Linked DNA regions of Mus musculus: region 1 is linked to region 2. The links are chromatin loops, found by intact Hi-C in ENCODE. Cell type or tissue: left cerebral cortex. All regions are shown on one strand.

Evidence for each region. A loop is a pair of places that touch in the nucleus more often than their neighbours do. Peaks named below come from ENCODE experiments on the same cell type or tissue, not always from the same donor. Only the 100,000 strongest peaks of a DNase experiment are listed, where the experiment ranks them.
Region 1: a loop joins it to region 2, with 2.2 times the contacts of the local background. A loop is called at or near these places in 3 of 42 quality-filtered maps.

Annotation. Positions count from the first base shown.
Region 1 is chr16:37,773,440-37,781,439 of GRCm38, forward strand. It overlaps Fstl1 (follistatin-like 1), which reads left to right and starts at 3,616. Exons shown (of 11, transcript NM_008047.5): 1 at 3,616-3,713; 2 at 3,855-3,911. The coding sequence starts at 3,855. In left cerebral cortex, no CTCF peak of the experiment used is centred here; DNase peaks (open chromatin) are centred at 3,229, 3,488, 3,998, 4,088 and 3 more places; H3K4me3 peaks cover 1,545 bases; H3K27ac peaks cover 1,461 bases.
Region 2 is chr16:37,701,017-37,709,016 of GRCm38, forward strand. No RefSeq gene overlaps it. Among named protein-coding and RNA genes, the nearest start is that of Gm46547, 10 kb to the right of the region's middle. In left cerebral cortex, no CTCF peak of the experiment used is centred here; DNase peaks (open chromatin) are centred at 3,063, 3,437, 4,020 and 4,429; H3K27ac peaks cover 2,947 bases.

The DNA.
Region 1 (8,000 bases), 72 kb after region 2:
CAAATAATACTGCAAGTAGATCTTGTTGTAGTACATCATAGACGATTATAGGGAACTAGCTCTTGTCAGTCCTACCAGCTCAGAGCAGAATTCACAGTCCAAGCTGTGAACTCACAACTACTCTGAGCATCCAGTCCCTAAACCTCTAGACACAATCAGCCTGGTTTTTAGATGGATCTAAGGTTGGGTCCCCATGCGTCTAAGTCAGCCGATTCCCCCAGTCACAGTGATCAGTTAAGGAGACACAAAGAAAATCATTTTGGAGCTGGTGGTTCCCACATGAAATCACAGTACTGGGGAGGGTAAAACAAGAGGATTGGTTAAGGCCAAAGAGTGGGATTCTGGAAAAAAAGAAAGAAAGAAAGAAAGAAAGAAAGAGAGAGAGAGAGAAAGAGAGAGAGAGAGAAAGAAAGAAAGAAAGAAAGAAAGAAAGAAAGAAAGAGGGAGGGAGGGAGGGAGGAAGGAAGGAGAGAGGGGGAAAAAGAAAAAAAAAACCTCTTCTTGGACTTTAAAAACATATCTTAAGATGTCTATGACATCTCCAGAAAAAACGCTAACTCCCTCACCTACATTAGCCCTCTAGGGTCAGTTTCTCACCCTGAGAACAGACTGTAGCTCTCAGGAAGCACCCGGCAAATCCTGGGAAAGAAATGACTGCTGAAAGTTTTAAAAAAAAAGTAAGACATAGGTCCTGGGGACACAGGCAAGCTCCTTGGAGAAGAGTCCCTAAATCAAGCCCTTGTCCCAGCACTTCTCAGCTACATGAAGTCAATAAATCCCAGGCTACTTATTCAAATTGGCTTCTATAGAGAGACACTTAAATAAATATCTATCACTCACAATGGAAAATATCCCTCACCAAACCCAACTCCCTCTTATAATTAGTTTTGATGTTACTTTTATCTCTTTTGTCTCTGTTTGTTGATTATATAGCTATACTCTGAATCAAGGAGAATTATGTCCTAATATTAAACAGAGATAATAGTATACAATAAAATGCCAAGACATTTTATTGGGAAAATATCTGAGTTTTTCTGATCTTCAGTTTTCTTATCGGAAGATGGAAATCACTTTAAAAAGCTTTCAGTGTCTTGTAGCAGTTACCTAAAAATACGGCATGTTGCAAGCTCTGGTATCCCTGGCACATAGTACTGGCTACCATTTAGATGCAAGGCAGATCGATAAAATAATAATGGTTCTACCCTTTATAGAACCCTGCTTTCTGTCTGCCAGGCACTTTTTACAACCTGCCACTTTAAATTGTACTGGCCCCTGAAGGGCATCATGACTGCCATTTGTCAGATGCTAGAACCTAGGCTGGGAGAGGGCAAAGGTTAGCAGCTGGTAAGTGCAATGCCAGTATAGAAAGCCAGGTTGGTTTTGACTTCAAACTTAAGTATTTTCTACTACCCCCAAGCTGTTGTCAAGAAAAGGGCAAGCAAGAGATGCAAAGAAACTCATTTTCAGTTCTGAAAGCAATCAAGAGACTTTCCGTAAAGAAATGGCCTCCTTGTAAGCAGGAGATATCTGTGAGAAACCGCTTAGGCTATGTTGACAGCCCTCCTATGGGAAAAGCACAGGAAGTTTTGAGGGCACACAATGGTGTTATTAGAGGACAGAAGCAAACCTTAGTACATCCAAGCTCATTTCTTCAAATCTAGCACAATGACAGGCAGGGTAGCCAATGGGGGGCATTTATGCTCTGTTCATCTTGATCCAACAAATAGGAAGGCATGTAACACCTGACTGCTGAGCTTCAAAGAATGCATCATTCTCTCTGTGTTCTATTTTCCTTTCTGTTGCTGTGATAAAAGACATCGACCAAAAGCAACTTAGGGGGAGTGTATTTCATCTCAGAGGTCACAGTCCATCACTGAGGAGAGTCACAGCAGAAAGATCCCCAAGTGGGAACCTGGAGCAGAAATCTGGGAGGGATGCTGCTTGCAGGCTTGCTTGCAGGCTCATGCATAGCTAGCTTTCTAGCCCAGGACCAGGTGCCTACAGAATGGCACCACCCACAGTGGGCTAGGTCCTCCAACATCAACTATCAAGTCAATGCCTCCACAGACATAGGCCCGTCTAATAGGCAATTCTTCTCTTAGCTTCAGGCTATGTCAACTCAACAATCAAAACTAACTAGCACACCCCTCTTAAGTATAGAGGGCAGTGACTATTTATTTATTTATTTTTATTCATTAATTTTGCTTTTTCATGCAGCTAATTTTTACACAAGCAGGTTTTCCAACTCTCCCTGTACCTATGGGGTGTGTTTGATTCTGGGGTTCAGCAGTAGCAAACCCATTGCAGCCCCTGCTGTTTTAAAGCCATGGCCAACATTCCAATATGACCCATAACAGAGTTTACATTTTTGTTTCCATCTGTGTAGCACTCGGGCTATCTCAGTGTGGAATTTAGGCATAATTTTGAAACCTTCAGCTGTAGGTATTCAGCAGACCTCGGTAGACGATAAACTAAGACAAGTTCAGAGCACACCATGATACCTGGTATGATGAGAGCATCGGGGTGTGTGGCAAAGAAGGTGAAGAGAAGACGAAAAGGTTCGGCCACGGGGTGAAATGGAGTGCTTACAAGGAAGGCAGAAAGGTTGGATTTGGTGTGGGAGAAGAAAGTGGATGAAGTATCTCAGTGAATGAAGATGTGACACGGTACTGTCTAAACCCCAGAGCGAAAGAACATGGCGGTTAGTTTTCAGTGCTGTCAAGAATGGGCTGAGCAGGTAGAAAGTGGGAGTCGGCAACCAGAGGTTGAAATGTGTCACACAGAGATTTATTTTTGACCGCCAGAGATAGGGAAGCCAGGGCAGGAAAGAGATTGGGGATCCACACTCTTATTATAGGGGCGGCACACCTTTGAAGACCTCTGGGGAAAGAAACACTGGTGGAGATCAAAGGCTCAAAGAGGGACTTTTCCAGAAATGGCCAAGGTGCTAACGGGAGATTGGTGAGATGGAGAGGGGTTAGAGTTCCTGGGTTGGAGGGAAGCATATAAAAATGCTGCAGAGCAGGGCACTTGCCCCCTCTCCCTAGTACACCCACAGTTGACCGCAAAGTAGCTTTCTGCTCACCAGCCCATCTTGGGCTCCTATGCCTGCTTCCTTCTTGGGCTGTAGTAATACCTTCACATCCTCTACTCTCCCTTTTCCCTTTCAACAAGGAAGGGTGGCTCTGGGATGCTTAGGTTCGAGTCCCAGCCCTGGCATGGATGCCCACTGTACTGTCCATCTGGTTGTCACTGCAGTCCTCAGCGAGTTCCTTCTGTTACCCACCCCCACCCACCCCCCCGCTGCCGCAGGCCAGCGCCCCTCCCGGGCGTGGGATTTCTGTGATTTCCCCCGCCTTTGTTTCAGGGTCCCCTGAGACACGGACACCCAGTGCCTTCTCTTGAGATATCTGAAGATTCTTGGTTGGGGTCTAGGAGAGGACGGGGATGCCTGCGGTGCATGGACGCTCCTGGGCTACTGGCGGGGGCCGGGAGGAGGGAGCGCAGCGGGAGCCGCGGGGGCAGCGCTGCAGAAGGGGAGGAGAATAGGGAGGAGCTGGGGGGCCGGAGGGCGGGGAAGGAGGGGTCTTAAGGGGCGGCGAGCCCAGGTCGGACTTCCTCGGAGCCTGGTGATAAGCGACGCTCCCACCTTCGCCTCTAACTCGCTGCCGCCACCCTGCCCAGTGTCCTCCGGAGTCCCGGACCCGAGCACGGTGAGCGCGGTGCAGAGGCCGGGCCGCTGCGGGCACCGAGGGTGCTGGGAGGAGGGGGATGAATCTGTGGGACCCGAAGAAGTTTCTAGGGTCTGAGCGGGGCCCAGCGCCTTCACTCTCACCCTCTTCTCTCTTCCGCAGATGTGGAAACGATGGCTGGCGCTCTCGCTGGTGACCATCGCCCTGGTCCACGGCGAGGTAGGTGACCGGTCTCTGGGGTTTGCGCCCCAGCGGTCGAGTGTGCACTCTAGGGATGCTCTCTGGGGGTGGGACTGAAGGTCCCCCAGCCTTACGATGGAGTGGGATTCTGGCACGCTAGGAGCAGAAATTCTACCTAACAAACTTAGATCTCAATTCTTGAAATAGTTTGGGCCAAAAGCTGGAGCCCCACCACGCCTAATATGGAGGGAGGCTGGGGAGTGGGGAGAGAGGACAGACTGGGTGGATAGGAGCAGAGGCGGCGGCCAGAGCAGCCGCAGAGTTCAAAAAGGCGCCTTGAGTTCTGTTCACTTCAGAGGAAACAGAATAGTTACGGACTTTTTCTTTCCAAGTCTTTCCTAGCCGGGGGGGGGGGGGGGGGGCACTTAAAAGTTTTTTTTTTTAACAGCAAAATGAAATTTCCTTTCTTCTTCATAGAGTGAATTGAGATTTCCTGAAATGCATTTTCTTCTTTGTAAAATGTCCTGGATTTTTGTTGTTGTCATTGTTATTATCTGGGCCCTATAAGAGTCTTTTATAATCCAAATTTCCCCTTAAACTCGGTTGAGCAAATGCAGGAATCTGCGGCTCTACCCTTTGGGGGCCTCTGGTTTCCAGCTAAAATATGTAGAGTCTCTCTCTCTCTCTCTCTCTCTCTCTCTCTCTCTCTCTCTCTCTCTTGTTTTCTTTTCAACTCCAGTGACCTTCCTGAGACACTACAAACAAACCAACAAACCCTATGGCACAAGCCCCTCCATTAACTCAAAGGTTTAGGGACAGAAAATAAACAATTCTAAATTCCCTGGGCTCCAGTCTCCAGAAAAGTGAGGTCAGAAACTAAACATTTGATAATTGTGGCAGGAAATGTGGAAAGAATTAAAACGCATGAGAGAGAAGAAATGGAATGCACATTACAAAAGAAATAGCTCCCTGGTGGGTGGTTTATAGCCCCTCAGAGTTTTTCTTTCACTTTACAGTTTAGCCCCACCCTTTGCATCACAGCTTGAGTCAATCCCAGAATTAATAAATGCACACAGTCTTCAGGACTTTAAACACACACACACACACACACACACACACACACACACACACACACGCACACACTGTACTGGTGTGTGTTCCTTTAATTCACTGTATCACTGATTGAGGTAGAAGCAGTCTATTTTTATTTCTAGAGAAATAAAAGCAGCAAGTATTTATTAGGTAGCTACTACTTGTATTAAGATTCTACTTTAATCATAGGGGAACTGAGTCAGGGAAGTTTGTGCAACTTACAAAATAAGTTATAGTAGTGAGGGCAAGATGCAAACCCAAGCCGTCTGGCTCCAGACTCCAGACAATTCATCACTACCTGGCCCGCTTACAAACATGAGGGCTTAGGATTTTACCAAGTGTTTTGTGTCTGCTCGGATCACTTCTAGCATTTCTTTTAAAGCCTCTCAGCCCTGTGAGTTGGGCTTTGTTAGTTCCGTTTTACAGAGCAGGGAACAAAGTTAAGGAAACTCATTAAATGGCCCGTGTTCAGATAACTGATTAGCTTTGGAAGTGGATCAGTATGTGACCCCCTCCCTCTACCTTTCAGATACGCCTTGAGCCCCGTTTGCCCCTCAGCCATTTTCTTTGAGTGGAGGAAATAGCCTCGGTTTTTAACTCTGGTTAAAGAATGCTCCTCCATCCTTGTGATGGCCCTCAACACCGTTAGCCAGTGGCTCTCACCTTTAATTCCAACACGTGGGAAGCAAAGGCAGGTAGAGCTTTGTGAGTTCAAAGCCAGCCTGGTCTACCTAGTGAGTTTCATAACAGCTAGGGCTAAACAGTGAGACCCTGATGATTAAGATGATGATAAAATAGCCAGGCAGTGGTGGCACATGCCTTTGTTCCCAGCACTCAGGAGGCAGAGGCAGATGGATCTCTGTGAGTTCGAAACTAGCCTGGTCTACAAAGAGTTCCAGGACAGCCAGGGCTACAGAGAGAAACCCTGTCTTGAAAAACCAAACCAAAAAAAAATAATAATAATAATTAATTAGTCAGTCAATAAAAAGAGAGCTACTCTTCTGTGATAGATGAAGTGAATTCCTGGTTAATTTCTCAGCCAGCTTAGGAATTGCCAACCACTTTGTGAAAAGACAGAACCGTTTGCAGAAGTAAGGAATCTGTGTCTCATCAGCACGAGACTGTGAGTCTCAAGGTCTGCGATCTGTTCTAAGTAACCTACTCCTCACTCCAGCCTCCTCATCCCACTGCACAGCAGAGAACAGCTCACTCCAGGTAGTAAGGGCCCCTCACTGCAATTTCCCACTGGAGCTCTATGGAAGAACATTCAGTTCCCAGGAAAAACCTGCAGAGAAAGAGGCAAAGTGCTGAGGCATGAAAACCAGGGGAGCTGGTGCAGAAGAGAGGCTGTGAAGTCAGGACACACGGACAGTGAAGAGGGAGCCCAGGCAGGAGCCACAACCGCACATTTCATAACTTCACTGTCCTAAGGATTATTATCTTTTAATCAACCAAGCCTTTGTTGCCTGCCCTTCCAGATAACACTTGGCAAGTTTTAATGCACGTGTTAAATACTACATCTTTACTCATGGGTGAAAAAAGTAAATTAACCCCTCTCCGTGGGAGACGTGACTTGGAATACATTTTACACACTATAGTTGCAGTTAATGATGCTTGCAGTGGAGGGTTTTTTCCTTGTTAACTATAAGAACATTCAGCAAACACTCAAGTATGGTATTTCTAGTCTTTTGGCATGAGTCCATTTTAGTAAAATTTAGATCTGCTACGTTGTGCAAATATTGTTGAATTCTCAAAAAGAGAGAGAGAGAGACATAGAAGACACAGAGAATTTTCTTGGTGCTCTTTGCTTTAATAATCAAACCTAAAGATTTATTTCACTTTTTTAAAAGCTACGATTGTTTTACAAATTCTATTGGTTTTTGAAAAAGCCCAAAGCTTTTGGAGTCAGCTTTCAGAAGCAGAGCTGTTCCTTCTTGGGTAAGGATGGCTGTGATGTTCTTAATGCTAGTGTATAAATTCTATTTGGTTGGATATGAGAAACTGCTACTAAATCTCACTAAGGCCAAGTATTACATTGTTTCTGTATTTTCAATGCCCTTATACTTGTCACCTCAGAGTAACACTGCTGCTGTTTGTTCCCTTTGTAGTTTCCCTATTTTACCTCCAGGATGTCCCTGCAGCCAGCCTCCATCAGAATAATGCCCCACCCATGTGAGCACACACCCACATGCTCTTCAGAGCTCTGCACACGGCTCTAGATATACACATATTGGACAGAAGTAGGCTCTAGTTGGGGCAGCAGCAGAGGGAAGGCTTCTACTAATATTCATCCCTTGGCCTGCTCTCTCTTTCCATGCCCCTTCTACTGAAATGACCACTATTTGGGGGGGGGGTTATGCAATTGGGGGACCAAGGGTAGTATAGAGAATTCCAGGTATAAGTTTGTGTGCCCCTGGAGTCTTGAGGAATGTATATTAGTTCCTCTGACATGACAGGCTAGAGGAGACACACAGCCCAACTGCCAGCTTCAAAAGGACAATCTTAGTAAGTGTCCAAGTGTCCCCCTATGCACCCTGGCTTAGTTTTACTCTGCATTCTGGGTCTAGGAATTCATTATGATAAATTACATATACAAGGGACAGATTTACCGAGGAGATCACTCACTCCAGCAAGGAATCCACACTTGAGCCATGAGCTGGGAATGTGTCTCTTGAGACGGTAGTGTGGAGAGCCAATAACAGCTCCACAGACAGATGCGCTGTGCTTAGCTGTTAGGCATGCCATGCTAGCAGACTGTCAGGGCTTTGTCCCTAGGAAGCTACACTGCTTAATGTCATTTACATCTCCTCACATGCATGTAGTTAACCACTAGGTTAGTATCTGCCAGGCTGGGGAGGGTTGGGAGTGCCTCTGCATTCTATAGAATTGTTCATTAATCTACAGAGTAAACCTTCCACCCCCACCCCCACCCCCAACTACAGCTTCAGAAAGAGCACTTGCAGCTTACACATCAGCTAGCAAAATGATCTCCTGTTTGTCCTGTAGCAAATAAACTACTTGCTGTGATGCTAAAGG
Region 2 (8,000 bases):
AGGTGTGGGATGTGGAGCAGTTGGAGGGTGGGAGGGGAGGGGCAGGGAATGGAATATGGAGTGTAAAAAATGAATTACAAATAAAATTAAATTTAAAATAAAAGAACAAAGTCATAGGACAGAGTGGCATATACCCGGGCATACCAAAGAAACGAACTTTTTTTTTCTGAGTTCTTTAAGATGTATTTGACTATCAAAAGCAAAAACTGAGGAAATATTTAGACATGAACAAAAATGAATCTTCAACATGTCAAAATTTGTGAATGTGAAGAGTATGATGGTTTACCCTGTAATCCTAGCATTCAGGAGGCTCAGATAGGAGCATGAATTCCAAGCTAGCCTGGGCTACATGGTAAGACCTTGCCTCAGGAAACACATTAGCTACGAAGCAATTCTTCAAGTCAACAAGCTACACTTCCACTTTAGAAACTGGAGATGGAGTTCAAAATAAAGCAAAACCCAGCAAAAGGAAGAAAAAGGGCAGTGTAAAGTCGGTGACATAGGAAATAGGAAGCCAAGAGAGAAAAATTCATAAAAGCAAGGTTTGATAAAACTGACAAAGCTTCAGGCAGACAGAAAGGAAGGTAGGGAGGGGATAAGGGGGAATGAGAATAATAATAAAGGAATATCATGAACAATATTGCAGTGGTTTGAATATACTTGATCCAAGGAGTGGCACTATTAGGAAGTGTGGCCTTGGAGTAGGTGTAGCCTTGTTGGAAGAAGTGTGTTACTGTGGGAGTGTACTTTGAGACCCTTCTTCTAGCTTCCTGGAAGTCAATCTTCTCCTGTTTGCCTTTGGAACAAGATGTAGAACTAACTCTCAGCTCCTTCTCCAGCACCATGACTGCCTAGATATTGCCATGCTTCCTGCCATGACAATAGTGGACTGAACCTCAGAGCCTGTAAGCCAGGTCCAATTAAATGTTGTCCTTTATAAGAGTTGCCTTAGTCATGGTGTCTCTTCACAGTCATGGAAATCCTAACTAAGATAAACACTATAGGGTAAAATTTCACTAGCTTAGATGTCATATGTCCTTTTCTCAAAATCACAAACTATAAATCTCAGCAAAGAAGAAACAGATTAACTTGTAAGCAATCAATGCCATTGTTTAAATTTTCCCTGAGAAAAATTAGCCCCAAAAAATGTTGCTTGCAAGCAGCCACAAATAATGAGGAGGATGACGTAGTTCATTGGCCACGCTAGGTGCCTGTGTCCTGGACTGTTCACCCACCTGACTCTACCTGCCCTTTAGCAGGTAAGAAAAGCTGCAGAAAGCTCTCTGAACACTGCTTCAAGTTCCTTCAAGTCTCTCTACCCGAGCCCCCATTGGTCCCAAGAAAGCAGTTCTTCTAAACAACAGTTCCCAATTGGCTGGCATTGTCGGGGCACCAGCAATCTTTGGTCTCTCAGGCAATCATTCAGGTTTTTCTGTAGGAGATGCTTTTTGTGGCTGTGTGGCCCCCAGTGTTTACATAGAGGTGTCCCTGTTCCTGCTACAGAGTCTGAGGGAGTTGCAAGAAATAGCCAAAATATCACGAGAAGCTCTTTGTGTGTGTGTGTGTGTCTATGAAGTCATAACAAGTGAAGACGAGAGAAGACCAGCAAAGCCTTGCAAGGTGAACCAATGCAAGAGTGTCATCTCCCCCTCTGTGGGGTTATATTTATATTCTCTTTAAACATCATGTACCCTCTCAAGCATCTGCTCCAGCAAAATATCACATCCCCTCTCACAAAACAACTTCCAGAGAAACATCACATGTCTGCTTCAGCCAAACATCCTCTCACAAGTCTGCTTCAGCCAAACATCCTCTCACATGTCTGCTTCAGCCAAACATCCTCTCACATGTCTGCTTCAGCCAAACATCCTCTCACAAGTCTGCTTCAGCCAAACATCCTCTCACATGTCTGCTTCAGCCAAACATCCTCTCACATGTCTGCTTCAGCCAAACATCCTCTCACATGTCTGCTTCAGCCAAACATCCTCTCACATGTCTGCTTCAGCCAAACATCCTCTCACATGTCTGCTTCAGCCAAACATCCTCTCACATGTCTGCTTCAGCCAAACATCCTCTCACATGTCTGCTTCAGCCAAATATCCTCTCCAGAAAAACATCATGTGACACAACCGAGTTTCCAAAGAAACCAAAAATTTCCACTTCCATGATGACTCCATTTAAATTGTGTTCCCTCCCCTAGTCTTCCTTGGGCTATACACTCCAGCCCCACCCCAGGCCATGGGGAGTCAGGACAGAGTTGCACACATAGGTGGTAGGGAGTGGTTGGATGCTCAACTGAAGGTTTCATGAGCTTCCTTGCTCTTGTCTGGTGGCAAACAGTCAACGAGTCTCACAGATGAGCAAAGCTGAATGCCCCAAGATGGACCTGTTTGACTGAGAGGCCAGGCCTGTACCACAGTCAGCCATCCAGTAAGTGGGATAATCAAAAGATAGTATATGTATGAAAAGAAAACTTGTCACAGTGATGGTGACTGTCTGAGGGGCTGTTGATGCCTTGAGGATGTTAGGCAGGACTCTAGTCCCGAGCTACTTTTCCACCCATTCATTACTTTAAAGAATGAACTGCTAAGGGATCCCAGAAACTGAATGCCAACTGAGAGAAACCAGTCACAGAAGGCGGGAGCCTAATGCCCAGTGAAAAAAAGCTCTGAAAGTGGCAAGATGACAGCACCTTGCACCTCAGCTCAGTGGTTTCCTGAGGCAAGGATGGGCAAGGAAACGGTGGACACAAACTTACACACAGAGTGATGAGAAATTAGTGATCCTCACTGATGGGGAGGTGGCTACGAGACTATGCGAACACCCACAAACTCATCAGATTTCACATTTAACATGGGTGAATTTTGTCTTACGCAAGTCATCCTACAGTACAGATGTTAAAAGGTTTAGTTTAAGGTGTTCTCAGACAAATGAAACCCCACAGGAGCCAATACCAATGGCAGAGACTCAGAGGAAGCACCAGGGAGTTGTTCAGGCTGAAGAAGGATCTCACATGCAGCCTCGAAAGGTAAACATGTGACTTCGCATAGAAGCCAGCTGACTGTGACCACCATGTAAATTCAGTCCCTGGTGTTTTAGTAGTGGCAACTGTAAGAAGCGGGTGAGAACAGCAAGATTACAAATTACAGAGGACCTCGCTGTAGCCAAGAAGCAGGAAGCTCCAAATAGCTCATGGGAGATAAAGCTGCAATGCATAGGGAAAAAATTACATATTGTTATCTCTATGGTAACTACAGAAAGAATTATGTAAGAATGTACAGCCAAAAAGCTAATAAAGGAATAATAAAAAATGCTTTCATAATCCAAAAAAAGGCAAAAAAAGAGAAAAAAATGAACCACACCCAGGAGCAAGATGTTGTGCTTAACTGGATCCTTAATCACTTTAAACATATCTGCAATCCAATGTAAAGACAAAAATCTGTCATCCTGATTTAAAAGTAAGATCCACCTATATGTGTCTCTCCAGTTACACATAACCGAAAGGTTAAAAATAAAAGGCTGATTTTCCAGTACAGATAACGACATAATTTGGCATGGTACAATTAATATCAGCTGAAGTAGACATTGAGGTAAGACAGCTTCCTAGAGATGAAAAGAGACATCTCATAATCATGGAAATATATTTAAAATATCATTCCTACCATCCTTTCTCATGTTAAGTACTGTAATTATCTAATAATAGAATGCCAACCTTCTGGAAATATGATGGTTCCAAAATGTCTTGTCACTCAAATTTAGAAGCACGACAAAATGGATCTTTAAAAAAAAATCATTGCCTGTTTATACATGGCATTAGACTTCCCAGAGAGACACTCCTGACAACGTTAGGACTATTGTTTGCTGATCATCAGAGGTTGTATTCCTTCTGATATAATTAATACGTGAACAAATACTCTTCCGATCTGTCCTGTTTAATATGTAGCTTCTAGTTCCTCCTCATTGTCCTGACAGCTTTTGTGATGAGTCACGCAGAAAGCAGGATTTAGCTGGCTCTGCCAAAGTAGACTTGTCTCACTAGCTGTATGAGATAGTTCAGGGGCGGCGGCTGTGTCTTGGTAGGAATTCAGCCTTTTAAAAGATAACCTTACTGTTGATTTGTGTTCAGCTTTTTTTCCCCTCTGTGCATCCATCCTGTAATATATCCTTAAATAGAAAGTAATGAAAGTAAAGCTATAGAATGTTATACAAATGTCAGCTTGTTACTTTTTTTTTCCTCAGCTCTGAATGTCATCTTTCAGGAAACACATATGGCCCAGTGGCGTGCTTCTGGTCCTAAAACCCTCTTCTCTCAGTGAGCAGGAAGTAGAGACCGAGACACTCCCAACACTGAACCAAGCACTATCTGCATGGAACCCTGAAGGAGAATCGGGACATGTCTGTTTTTCAACAATTTTACTTAAATTAGTAACAATGTGGAGGAGAATTCATTTCTAAGCTTTGAGAATCTTCCAAGCTGGGCCAGCTCAAATGCGAGATAAATCCATGGCACACTCAAACTGAGGCTCTGAGGAGATGTGAGTGCTGTGTCGGGCTCTCAGAGGAAAGGAGAGTTCTCAAGACCTAGAGTAGATACTCTGTGTGGGGAGCGTAGGCCAGTAAGAGATAGAGCAGGAAGGAGTCACAGGGACCACTCACTCACACTGTTGTCTCAGGAGCCTCTGCCTTCCTGACCAGACTCCTCACCCACCAAAGACAACAGAAAGCAAAGGAAGGTGAGTTGGGCCAGCTTCCCTGGATACAAAGGATAATGAAGAAAAATGCAGAGGAAATAGAGGGTCATAAGAACTACCTAGCACGGGACATCATTGCTACTGTCTAGAAGAGAGCCTTCTGCTGTGCTGCTGTCAACTGTGTGCTGTAGGGCTCTCTGCATACCATCGAACTTCTCAGAGCCATAGGGCCCATGGATGCTAAAAAACGAGAGGGATAACTTCCTCTTCACAGACCCGCTGGAAGGATAAGGTTAGCATGGGTAACATTTACCCAGGCGCTTGGCACACAGCGGGTGTTCGGTAAACCCCAAATTACCTTTTCTCTGATATAAAGGTTATTCTCTGCTTGCCTCTTTTAACCAAAGTCAAGATACCTTCCTTCTCTTTCAGTGTTGGCACACATTGGAAAAATCCTCTTATTCCTGCAGGTCCTGGGGGAGTGTCAGGATCATCCCAATAACAGATACATTATAGAAATAATTGCCTTAAGTCAGGAAATTATTTAGGGAGAAAAACATTTTTTTTCTTCCTTCAGAAATGCTGCACGTACCACAGGGACCAATTTGGCCTTCAGCAAATACTCCGGCATAAATTTCCTCCGTTTACCAGAAGCTGCAGTTTATCTCCTAGGACAGTTAGACGTTGACATCCGCTGCTTCCGATCTGTTTCTTGCTGGTGATAATATACTCAGCGTGCAGGATGCTTTCATGGGATTGACATTTGGGAAAGCTAAGAAGATTTGCTCTAAGCCAATTGCTCACCCCAAGGATTAGAGCAGTTTTTATTGTGGAATCAGACACCAATTTGCAAAGCTATTTCCCAGTTTTGATGGAAAGTCTTTAATGTATTCCTGTAACCACCTAATGTTTTAGCCATTCTCCTCCAGGCTGGAATGTTTTCTGATCTTCCCTTGGCCCAGAGTGGTTCCGATAATAATGGTTGTGCTGTTTTTATGGGTTTCCAGAAGAGTCTGGGCCATGCCCAGGCTGCAGACTTTCCCTAGGGGTGCTCCAATGATGGGGGTGGGGGTGGGGAGTGGAGGTTATTGAGTACCTTACTGAGAGAAGCTCATTGAGTGGCAGGCACACTTCCTGCTGCATCTCTTTCTACTGGACTAACTTCACAGCCATTGTGTGGACAGGGCTAATTAGCCCCTTGCTCTTAGCATCTGCGAACTGACTCTAAGAGATGCTCTGTAGCTCGCCCAAGGCTGCCCAGCAATTCAAGCTAATGCAAGGCTTGGGATGGCAGTGTTACAATTCTTCTAAAGAATTGTCCAAGAGTAAGAAGTAGATTTATGTACTTAATCTCTTACACTCAGCTGCTAACTGTGTGCTGTTTGCAAAAGATCAAAACCTACCAGACTTTTAACATTAAAAGACAAACAAACAAACAAAACAAAACAAAACCAAAGCTGGGCGTGGGGGCACACGCCTTTGATCCCAGCACTCAGGAGGCAGAGGCAAGCAGATTTCTGAGTTCAAGGCCAGCTTGGTCTACAAAGTGAGTTCCAGGACAGCCAGGGCTATACAGAGAAACCCTGTCTTGAAAAACCAAAAACTAAAAAACAAAACAAAAAACCAAAAGGCAAACAGACATAAGTGTGGGGAGTGGATGAAGTGCTCAGTGAATGTGTATTATTGACATGAGTATGACCCTGTTAAAGACTCATGGGAATGACGTGAATTCCTGGGCTAGGCTCAGAGAAATGGCAAAGACTTTCCCCGGTTTGTGCAGATGATGACAGTGTGCGTGTGTGCTGAAAGTATGGACCATAGCTTCCTCTTCCCTGATGTCTGCAGCCTGAGACCAATCCCTGATAGACTTCTTCCTGAGGTTGAGCCTGCCTCCTAGTTTTCAGCTGTGTACAATAAGCTCAACTCTTCTAATCAGATGTATAAGAAAAACCCACTGAGTTTCCGGGATGCTAGTTAGTCTCCATCAGAGCTCATGGTCCACCCTATCCCAACTAGTCTATGATTCTGTGTCTATCCTTTCTTCACCTTCCCATGTTCCAGTCAGGTCAATTCCATGTTAATCCCAAAGATATGAGGAAGAATACCACTTACCCAAATCATCATGCTCTAATTAAAGCAAGCAATTAATTAAATCAAACTTGAGTTCAGCTTTGGACTTGAGGAAGGCAAGATTTTTATAGCTCAGGATTAGGGGTTTTCCAAATGGAGTCTTTGTTGGGCAAAATAGGTGGGATTACAGGAACAGAACGTACGCATAGCACGTTAGTTATGCTTATGATTGCAAGGTGGTCATAAGGTAGTCATAACAACGGATGGTCATAATAACCTTCTGAAGCAAAAGGACGGATGCCATTTCCTGGGACAGGAAGTCCAGCACCATTTGTAGTTAAGGTCAAAGGTTGGGCATAGCCCCATCCTTGAGAGACAGACATTTAATCATAGACAGAATGAACCTAGTTTGACTTTAGTATAAGATGAATGAAGGCAGGCTGGTTTTCCAGCCAAAGCCATGCAAGTCATGGGGGACCTAAGAGTTCCCGTCTTCAAAAGGAAGACACAGCCATTATAAACAAAAGTCATTGACTATTTTACTAAGGAAAGGACTTATAGATTCTGGAAATGATTTAGAAAGGGGCTGGGGATTCAAAGTTGTTCTATCTTTTTTAATGTGGTGTGTATGGTACGTGTGTGTGTGTGTGTGTGTGTGTGTGTGTGTGTGTGTGTGTGTGTGTGTGTGTTTGCAGGGACTGCATGCGCACAGGCCTGGGTATCATCTTCAGGAGCACTGTTCATTATGCTGTTCTAATTAAGCACAGAAAACCAATGTTCTGTAAAGACAGACTCTGGCACTAAATCTTACTTGGTCAAAGCAAGTCCCGGTGTTCATTCCTAAGCAGAGTCTTGAGGCCTGATGAGGGTCAGCTGGAGCTGACCCCACGCCTTCATTAGCTGTAATAATCAAACACAACATATGGTTTTGATCTCTTTGTACATAACTTTTTCTCAATATTCTTCAGAATTACCTTGAGGACTTACTAAAAGCACACACTAGTGCCAGGACTTCTGATCCAGTAGCAGTGTCAGTCGCCTCTGACTGTACATTTTTTCAGGTGGCAAACGGTACCTTGTAGCTGGTCCATAGGCCATGATTTGAGAAGTGTCATCCTGCGCACATACTGGTACCAAAGGCACCAGATGATTCTATCACATCCAGGAAGAACAAGGGTGTCCTTGAACAGTCACCATCATGTTCCCTGTGGCAGAGCTACGTTTTCTTCCAACAGTAGC